2 separate regions of the Homo sapiens genome follow, and region 1 is linked to region 2. A link is a contact called in ENCODE Hi-C data. All regions are on one chromosome and are shown on one strand. The core of a region is the stretch at or near the end of the contact, and the rest is flanking DNA. Distances in the headings are between cores, read along the strand shown.

Region 1 (4,064 bases), core at 1,019-3,518, 350 kb before region 2:
GATTCCTACCTTGTTGGAGGTGTGGCTATAGCTCCCTGAATGGTGGAGAGACTTACTGAGTTACTGGGGCCATAGCTGATCCACAGTTGCTGGGGAAGGAGAGGACACTGTTCCTAATTAAAGGCGGAGTGACGCTGGAAGGCAGGGAACCACACCACGAATGATGGGCAGGAAACACCTCTCCAGGATGCTGGTAGGGTGAAGCTGGGGGATTGACTGTGAGGTTGTCTGTCAGATTCAGTAAGAATCTGAGTAGGGGGTGGGGCTACTGAAACTTGATGGGAAGCTGCCCAATGTGGGTACTGCTGAAACTTGATGGAGTTGAGTACCACTGGATATCCTCACACAGGATGCTGAAATGAAAATGCAACAAATGGAAAACATGGAACCAGAAAGAGAAGCGCCTTCCTTCTGCAGTGTCCTTTTAAAAAATCATTATTATTATTATTATTATTTGGTTTCAATAGCTTTAGGGCAGGGGTCCCCAACCTTTTTGGCACCAGAGGCACTTTTCATGGAGGACAATTTTTTCACAGACTGGGAGGCAGAGAGAAGGATGGTTTTGGGATGATTCAAGTGCATTGCATTTATTGTGTACTTTATTTCTGTTATTATTACACTGTAATATATAAAGAAATAATTATGCAACTCACCATAGAGTCAGTGGGAGCCCTGAGCTTTTTTTTCCTGCAACTAGACAGTCCCGTCTTGGGGTCATGGGAGACAGTGACACCCAAAGTGTGTTGCTTACGTCCATTCTACTCTGTAGTCTCATTTTTGTTGCTGTCACTGCAGAAAAACCTGCTTCACAAAGATAAGATGTTGGAAATGGAAGCAGGCTTTTTGGTGCACAAGGCAATCTCAGGATATTTTGCCTTGACTTAAATCCAGAACATATAGAGGTTTGAAGTTGTCTCAGACATACTTTTAAGGCCAGAGTCATTTGCAATCTCAGGAAGTTGATCCTCTTCTAGCATGGACAAAGTTGATTCACCTGGTTTATTTACAAGTGGGTTGCGGAACCATTTCTTCCCAATTTGGGGATCTTTTATGGTTGAGAAGTATGTTGGTCCATTCTCATGCTGCTATGAAGAAATACCCGAGACTGGGTAATTTATAAAGGAAAGAGGTTTAATTGACCCATAGTTCCGCATGGCTGCGGAGGCCTCAGGAAACCTACAATCGTGGTGGAAGGGATGCAAACACATCCTTCTTCACATGGCATCAGGAGAGAGAAGTGCCAGGTGAAGGAGGAAAAGCCCCTTATAAAACCATCAGATCTTGTGAGAACTCACTACTATCATGAGAACAGCATGGGGGTAACTGCCCCTATGAGTCAATTACCTCCCACCAGTCTCTCCCACGACACATGGGGATTACGAGAACTACAATTCAAGATGAGATTTGGGTGGAGACACAGCCAGACTATATTAGGAAGTAATACTCAAACTCCTTTGAAAGCTGAGATAGATGATCATACACCAGCTGGGAGAAAGAAGGCCCTGGCTCAGTCTCTTTCAAAATCTCTGCTAATATTTGAAACATGTCAAAAATCCCAATGTTCACTGGTTGCCCCCATAATTCTAGTTTTCTCTGAATGCATCCACTTTATCTGCTGACTTGAACACAGTTGTCGTTTTCCCGTGAAGTGACAGGTTGAGTTTGTGGAGCAGGTTGAATTTGAATATGTCAGTCACACAAGTAAACAAGTTTTACAACCCATTCTGTGTCACTGAAATGTGCTGCCAGTAGTGACTGTATTTCTAAAAGAACTCTCTGGAGCAGCTGTTGTAACTCAAAATCTCTGGCCAGTGATCTACCTTTAGAAAGCCATCTCACTTCTGTGTATAAGAGATGATGTGTGTGCTCTGCATCTCCTCACAGAGCTGCAAGAACAGACATGAGTTAAGGGCATGTACTTTAATGTGGCTGATAATTTTAATCACATCCTGCAAAACGTTGTTAGGTTCAGGTGACATTGTTCAGCTACCCAGCATTTCTCCATGGATGACACAGTGCATAGACTCATATTCAGAAGCACCCTCTTTGACTTGAGTAGTGAAACCAGCAAGCCGTTCAGTCATGGCAGCTGCTTCGTCTGTGCACATACCAACACAAAATGACCAATGTGGTTTTCCTGTTAGGTAATCATTCAAAGACTTTAATAGTTCTGCAGCTGTGGTGTTGGTTGGCAACAAAAGTACGCATATCGTATCCTCATGCACATCCTCCTGAAAAATATATCACATAAAAACAAGCATTCTTGCCTTATCGTCAACATTGACAGGCTCATCAACCTGGATTGCATACCACGATGACTCATTAATCCTCTTTAACAGTTGTACCTCACTATCCTCTGTTATTTCATCATTCATCTAGTTATAGTGCTAGCCAAAAGAGGAACACGTGCCACCTTTTGAACTGCAACCTCTCCTAAAAGTTCATGACAAATGTCCTTAGCAGCAAGCAGGTCAACTCTTCACCAATAGTAAAGGACTTCTTAGCTTTAGCAATGTGGTTAGCCACTGAGAATGATGCTCGCAGTACAGATGCATTTGATGAAGTGGTGGCCTTCAATAATTGCTTCTGTTCTTTGTGTTCATGTTTTTTTCTTTTGAAAAACTCCAGAGGCTTGTCTTTTAATGCAGTGTGCATGGTCTCCATGTGGTGAAGCAGTTTTGAAGGTTTCGTGGCTTTATTGCATAGCTGGTCATCACATACACAAAGCAGGCTTGGAGAAGGCGAATCACCTGTTGCAATGAACTCTTAATTTAAGGAGGACTCTTGGTAATTTTTTTAAATGGAGTTTTCTTCTTGTTGGCACTTTTAGCATCTTCTGCTGTCCCATCATTGGATCTTTCCCCCTTTTCAAAGAAGCTCTCCAGTGACATTTGTTTTTTACTCATTTTGGCTAGGGGTAGCTTGCGGGCTTACCAAAACAGTGACTGAGACAAGTGCATAGTGCAGGAAAGAGGTATGGACAGAAGTGGTAAATAAAATAATGGGCGGGCCATGTGCGGACTGAAGTATCAGATCCTGACTTAAAGCCTGCCGCCAGATGCAGCTTGTCACTTGCCACTCACTGATAGGGTTTTGATATGAGTCTGCAAGCAGTAGATTTACTACGGTCTCTGGGCAGTCAAACCTCTCTGCTAATGTTAATTTGTATTTGTAGCTGCTCCCAGCACTAGAATCACCACCTCAGCTCCACCTCAGGTCATCAGACATTAGATTCTCATAAGGAACACACAACCTAGATCCCTTGCATGTACAGTTCACAGTAGAGCTTGTGCTCCTAGGACAATCTAATGCCACCGCTGATCTGACAGAAAGTGGAGCTCAGGTGGTAATGCAAGTGAAGGGGGCAGCTGTAAATACAGATGAAACTTTGCTCACCCACCCGCTGTTCACCTGCTGCTCTGCATCCCGGTTCCTAACAGGCCACGGACTGGTAGTGGTCCTTGGCTCATGGCTGGAGACCCCTGCTTTAGGATGTAAGTGGTTTTTGGTTACATGGATGAATCGTATAGTGGTGAAGTCTGGGATTTTAGGCACCTGTCACCTGAGTAGTGTACATTGTACCCAATAGGTAGTTTTTCATCCCTCAACCCCCTCTCACACTGCCCCCTTCCAAGTCTCCAGTGTCCACTCTACCACTCTGTATGTCTTTGTGTACTCATAGCTTAGCTCCCACTTGTAAGTGAGAACATGAAATAGTTGGCTTTTGATTTCTGAGTTACTTAGAATAATAGCCTCCAGTTCTAACCAAGTTGCTGCAAAATACATTATTTTGTTCTTCTTTATGGCTGAGTAGTATTCCATGGTATACATATATACCACATTTTCCTTATGCACTCATCAGTTGATGGGCACTTAGGTTGATTCCATATCGTTGCAATTGTGAATTGTGCTGTGACAAACATAGATGTGCAGATGTCTTTTTGACATAGTGACTTATTTTCCTTTGGGTAGATACCCTGTAGTGGGATTCCTGATTCAAATGATAGATCTACTTTTAGTTCTTTGAGAAATCTCCATACTATTTTCCATAGAGGTTGTACTGA
Region 2 (4,332 bases), core at 1,242-3,741:
GAGTACATGTGGGGAGAAAAATGATTTTATGCCTGGATTTCAGCATATGAAACTTATTCTTGAAATAATGTTTACAATGGATCATAAACTTCTCTTTCTCATTTTGGCCAAGACAGCCCATAGGCCAATTTAGAACAGTGATGTGTTTCCTACTGAATATGTTCTTACTTTCTCTGCTCATGTTACCAATAGAAATGACAGAAAACTTAATAGTTGACTGAGTCAGAACTTTCATTCTATATCAGGATGTTTCTCAGTGCCAGACTCAAGCATGAGGTGGAATGGGGTAGATTATTATGCTATTTTCTGTACTGTGACAGTTTTGTGGCAAGTGGTTTTAAATCTCTAAGGTTGTCGAAGTGGAAAGTTTCACCAGAAATGAATTAACATCAAAGAAAAACATGAGTACCTGTATTTGGATGTTTTACCACATACCCAAGACAGACAGTGAACTGTAAACCTTTCATTTATTGGACCAATTGGGCTCCATCTGTAGACCAGCATGTTGTTTCAGTGTCTGAGACAAACCACAAGGGATAGCCATACTTTTTGAATGTTGTTCTTCATTTTAACCTGTGTGTTTTCTGTGGTAAGGCCGGATGAGAAAACTCTTAACTCATTGCGGTATATCCAGATATGTACCAGTGGGTGGCAGTAGATATGGCAGAGTTCTAAATAATGTAGCTACTTATAATGGATGATGTCTAAAAGCAGTTTACTAATAGGCCTTTTTTGTTTGTTTGTTTTAAATTACAACTGTTTGTTTTGCACATTTTCCTGATTTTAGCAGAGATATTTAAGGGTGATTTAAAAAAAAAATACTGAGAGCTAATACGTATATAATGCTTCTTATATACCAAGCACTATTTTAAATGTTTTACATATATTAACTGAAAGCCCAACACATTTGATTGTTGTTTAGGTATTTGAGCTAATATAGTCATATTGTTATACCTTTATTCAATTTTTCTTTACTAGTATAATAAAATAGGAAAAATGTTTGCTGGTAAATGTTATATTAAGCTGAGAAACTGTCATTCATTGAAACAGATTTTGTGTTGCTGTTTGATTTTGTGAAATCTTCTGTGTGCTGTATATTGAATATATCTTGCTGAAACAACTGCCTTCTCAAGTGTCTAGGTATTTGCTTTCCATCATAGCCATATTTTTGGACGTCATCTCCCAAAACTGAGGAATTTTAACGTGGACAGTTGGTAACTGTGGGTCTTCCCACAGATTGTCGATGTTACACAAGTGCTTTAATGAAGTTTTCTTTTGTTTCTGTTTGGAGAGGCATTAGAAAATATATAGGCATTGGAATACTGTGTCATTTCAATACAAATCTTGAAAGTCAAAGCAGGGCAGTCACTTTTGTGTAAAGAAAAAAAAAGTACTGGACCCTGGTCCAATTCAAAAGCCCTGGGCTCAGATTGATACACCATTAACTAGCTATGTGACATTGACAGAGGCATTTGATCTCGGAACTCAGTCCTCCACTGTGTAACCCCAGGACACTAGATTAGATCAGTAGCTTTCAGTGAGGATAATTTGGAGCTTTGCAGCTTCACCATGCCACCACAGGGGTCTGCCCAAGGATAGGAAGGAGCTTGGTGGGCTGGCCCCCAGGCCCTCCACTTCTGTTTCCTTAAAAGCAGCTCCTTCTCAGCTTTTTAAATTACCTATTTATAATTTACATTAGAAAGTATATATGATTTCCCTTATAAGACAGAATTGTACTTCTTTAGGAAAAAAAAAAGCAACCCTAGGATTAGATTATTTCTGTGTTCTCTTGTCTCTAAAATGTCAATGATTCCAATAACTGGGTAGCTAAGGAAGAAAAAGAGAAACTGACCCGTTATCTCTGGCATGTAGCTAATGTCTTGAGTATCTGGAATGGAATAATAGAAGGCTAAGTCCATCATTTATAGGCTCATAAGGGTTGTAATGTGCTGCTTTATCTGATGAATTTTGTTATATGAAATTATGAATCAAATATATGAATATATTTAAATATATGAATCTGTTCACAAATAGAAATATCATAAATTTACTTTTTAATAAAATATTGAATTATTTTGAGAATTTGCATTATCTATTGTGTTTGGTAAATGTCGAGACACACAGAGTAACACTGGACAGGAGCACTGAATTATAGTAAGTTACAAGAGCCAGAGCTAAATGCTTTTCTCTAAACTGCAATCAGTAACTCAACATATTCTGCTGCCAATGTTACTCTGTCCAGTGCTGTTGTTATAAATGTTGCTGTGTCAGAAGCCTCTGTTTCTATAACTTTCTCTCCATTATCAGTTGGGCTTAGTTGTAATATGGATGAGGCATTTTATAGGAATGGTTAAAGAAAAATATAGTCATTTCTCAATTTGATCTTCAGTCTCCCTAGGAAGGTTCAAGTTACTAGATGGGTGTAATTGCTCATACACACCTGGACATGACTCACCTTTGAAAAATAAACAAACAATCTATCTGCTTCTTGGCTACCAGAAACCAAAATCAACATTAAAAAGTGTCAAACCTCCTTAAACAGCCAGATCACTGGTTGCAAAGACTGCAGAGGAAGAGATATAAAACTATCTTAGCCAAAAACTTGGTCGTGATATATTAACCCTAAGTGTTCCAGAGAAATGTAAAGCAGAAACAAAACAAAACAGGACAGCTGGATCATCCAATTCTCATCCATGATGTTCTGCTTTTTTATATGGCTTTTTCTCCCTCTAATGACTTTATGTCATAATGAGTGAGTATCAGCTCATTTAAAAAATTGGAACCAATCCAAGGAAAATACACAGGGCTGCTGCCCTTTTTACCAAAGATCTTTCATTAACTAATGTTGATGGAAGCAAATTTCACCACAGCAATTTACATGGTAGTTGAGTTGCTATTTGTATGGAACAGCAAACCAGAGAGTAATAAAAGAAAACACGAACATGTCAGTGGTGAGCAAGGGAGCAGAGCAGCCCTTTAGCTCTTTCCATGCTGATAAGAAGAGTAGAGCAGACCTTCAGCTCTTTCAATGCTGATAAGAAGAGCAGAGCAGCCCTTCAGCTCTTTCCATGCTGATAAGAACAAACAACAAGATTGTTCATTATAATGAAAGATACTAATCACGCTGTTATCACAGTATTAAGTCACTTTAACTATCTAGGGGTCTCACCTATATTCTCTTGTGTTTTGTCTGTTTGCATAGAGTGGTGCTTCTCAGCGATGCCCAGTAGCCATATTTCATCAGCACAGGTTAATAACCGTGTTCATCATTCCAAATGCATGTGCTTGAACAATGCACCTAACGAGTGAGCAGTGGCATACAGCAATGGTGTGGGTGGAGTGAGCAATTTTGGGGATATAAGTTAAATATCAAAGATAGAAAGGCAGTAGTTAAGGAGAACATGGATGTAAAATATGGATGGGCCAGAGGCAGTGGCTCACACCTGTAATCTCAGCACTTTGGGAGGCCGAGGCGGGCGGATCACTTGAGGTCAGGAGTTCAAGACCAGCCCATCTAACATGGTAAAACCCCGTCTCTACTGAAAATGTAAAAAGTAGCCAGGCGTGCTGGCTGGCACCTGTAATCCAGCTACTGAGGAGGCTGAGGCAGGAGAATCGCTTGAACCCAGGAGGTGGAGGTTTCAGTGAGCCGAGATGGCGCCACTGCACTCCAGTCTGGGCATCGGATGAGACGCTGTCAAACAAAAAAAAAAAAAAAAAAAAAATGTCACGGACGCCCTGATTCAGGGAACTTTTAAAGCAGGTCAGAAGAATACAGACAAGTGTGTATTTTATTTTTAAATCAGTATGAAGAAGGGTGCAATTAAGTATTGAGAGGTACAAATGAGAGCATGATTAGACAGAGCAGGATGATAGGAGAGCAAAGCTGTAGAAGTGGCTTTGTACTAACTAGGTGATCTCAGCCAAACCATTTGCATTTCTTTGAGTCTCATGTCTTCATATATTTGTTGTAGGATGAAACATTTTAAGGTGGACTAGAAAGTTCTTCTAGGTTTCTGAATAGAGATAAGAAGGTTCAATACAACTACATCCCTGGAGACTTTTAAAAATGGCAGTAATCCAACAAAAGCTAATTTAAGAAAAAGAATAGAGGAAGAATTATGTATTGGAAGTCCAGGAGGTTTGTGGGCTTCAGTCAAGGGTGGATGTAGTCCTCAAGCAATTCTCTCTTTCTTGGCTCTCATTTCTTCTTTGCCAGCCTCATTGCTTAATAAGTTTCTTCAACATAGTAGAAAATACAGACTTCGAAACACCAGGCTAATATAAGGTGTGGCTTCAGAAGGAGAAAATTTATTTCCTGGCATTCACATT

Evidence for each region. Hi-C counts contacts between places; a loop is a spot of excess contacts on that map. Pooled maps may share reads with other maps.
Region 1: a map of GM12878 shows a loop between it and region 2 (11-fold over the local background). The contact joins two enhancer-like sites. A Hi-C loop is called at or near these places in 1 of 168 maps with a recorded cell type or tissue (GM12878), 17 of 37 single-sample maps with no recorded cell type and 16 of 50 pooled maps.

The regions. Positions count from the first base shown.
Region 1 is chr14:80,929,280-80,933,343 of GRCh38, reverse strand. The region is part of intron 2 of CEP128 (centrosomal protein 128); the gene reads left to right. Among named protein-coding and RNA genes, the nearest start is that of CEP128, 10 kb to the left of the region's middle. RefSeq lists enhancers at 1,357-1,406, 2,217-2,286, 2,307-2,436. Within about 2 kb of position 2,268, at least 7 of the 41 ENCODE cell types and tissues checked have a DNase peak (open chromatin) inside an H3K27ac peak, as active enhancers do.
Region 2 is chr14:80,583,535-80,587,866 of GRCh38, reverse strand. The region is part of intron 19 of CEP128 (centrosomal protein 128); the gene reads left to right. Among named protein-coding and RNA genes, the nearest start is that of CEP128, 360 kb to the left of the region's middle. Within about 2 kb of position 2,491, at least 3 of the 41 ENCODE cell types and tissues checked have a DNase peak (open chromatin) inside an H3K27ac peak, as active enhancers do.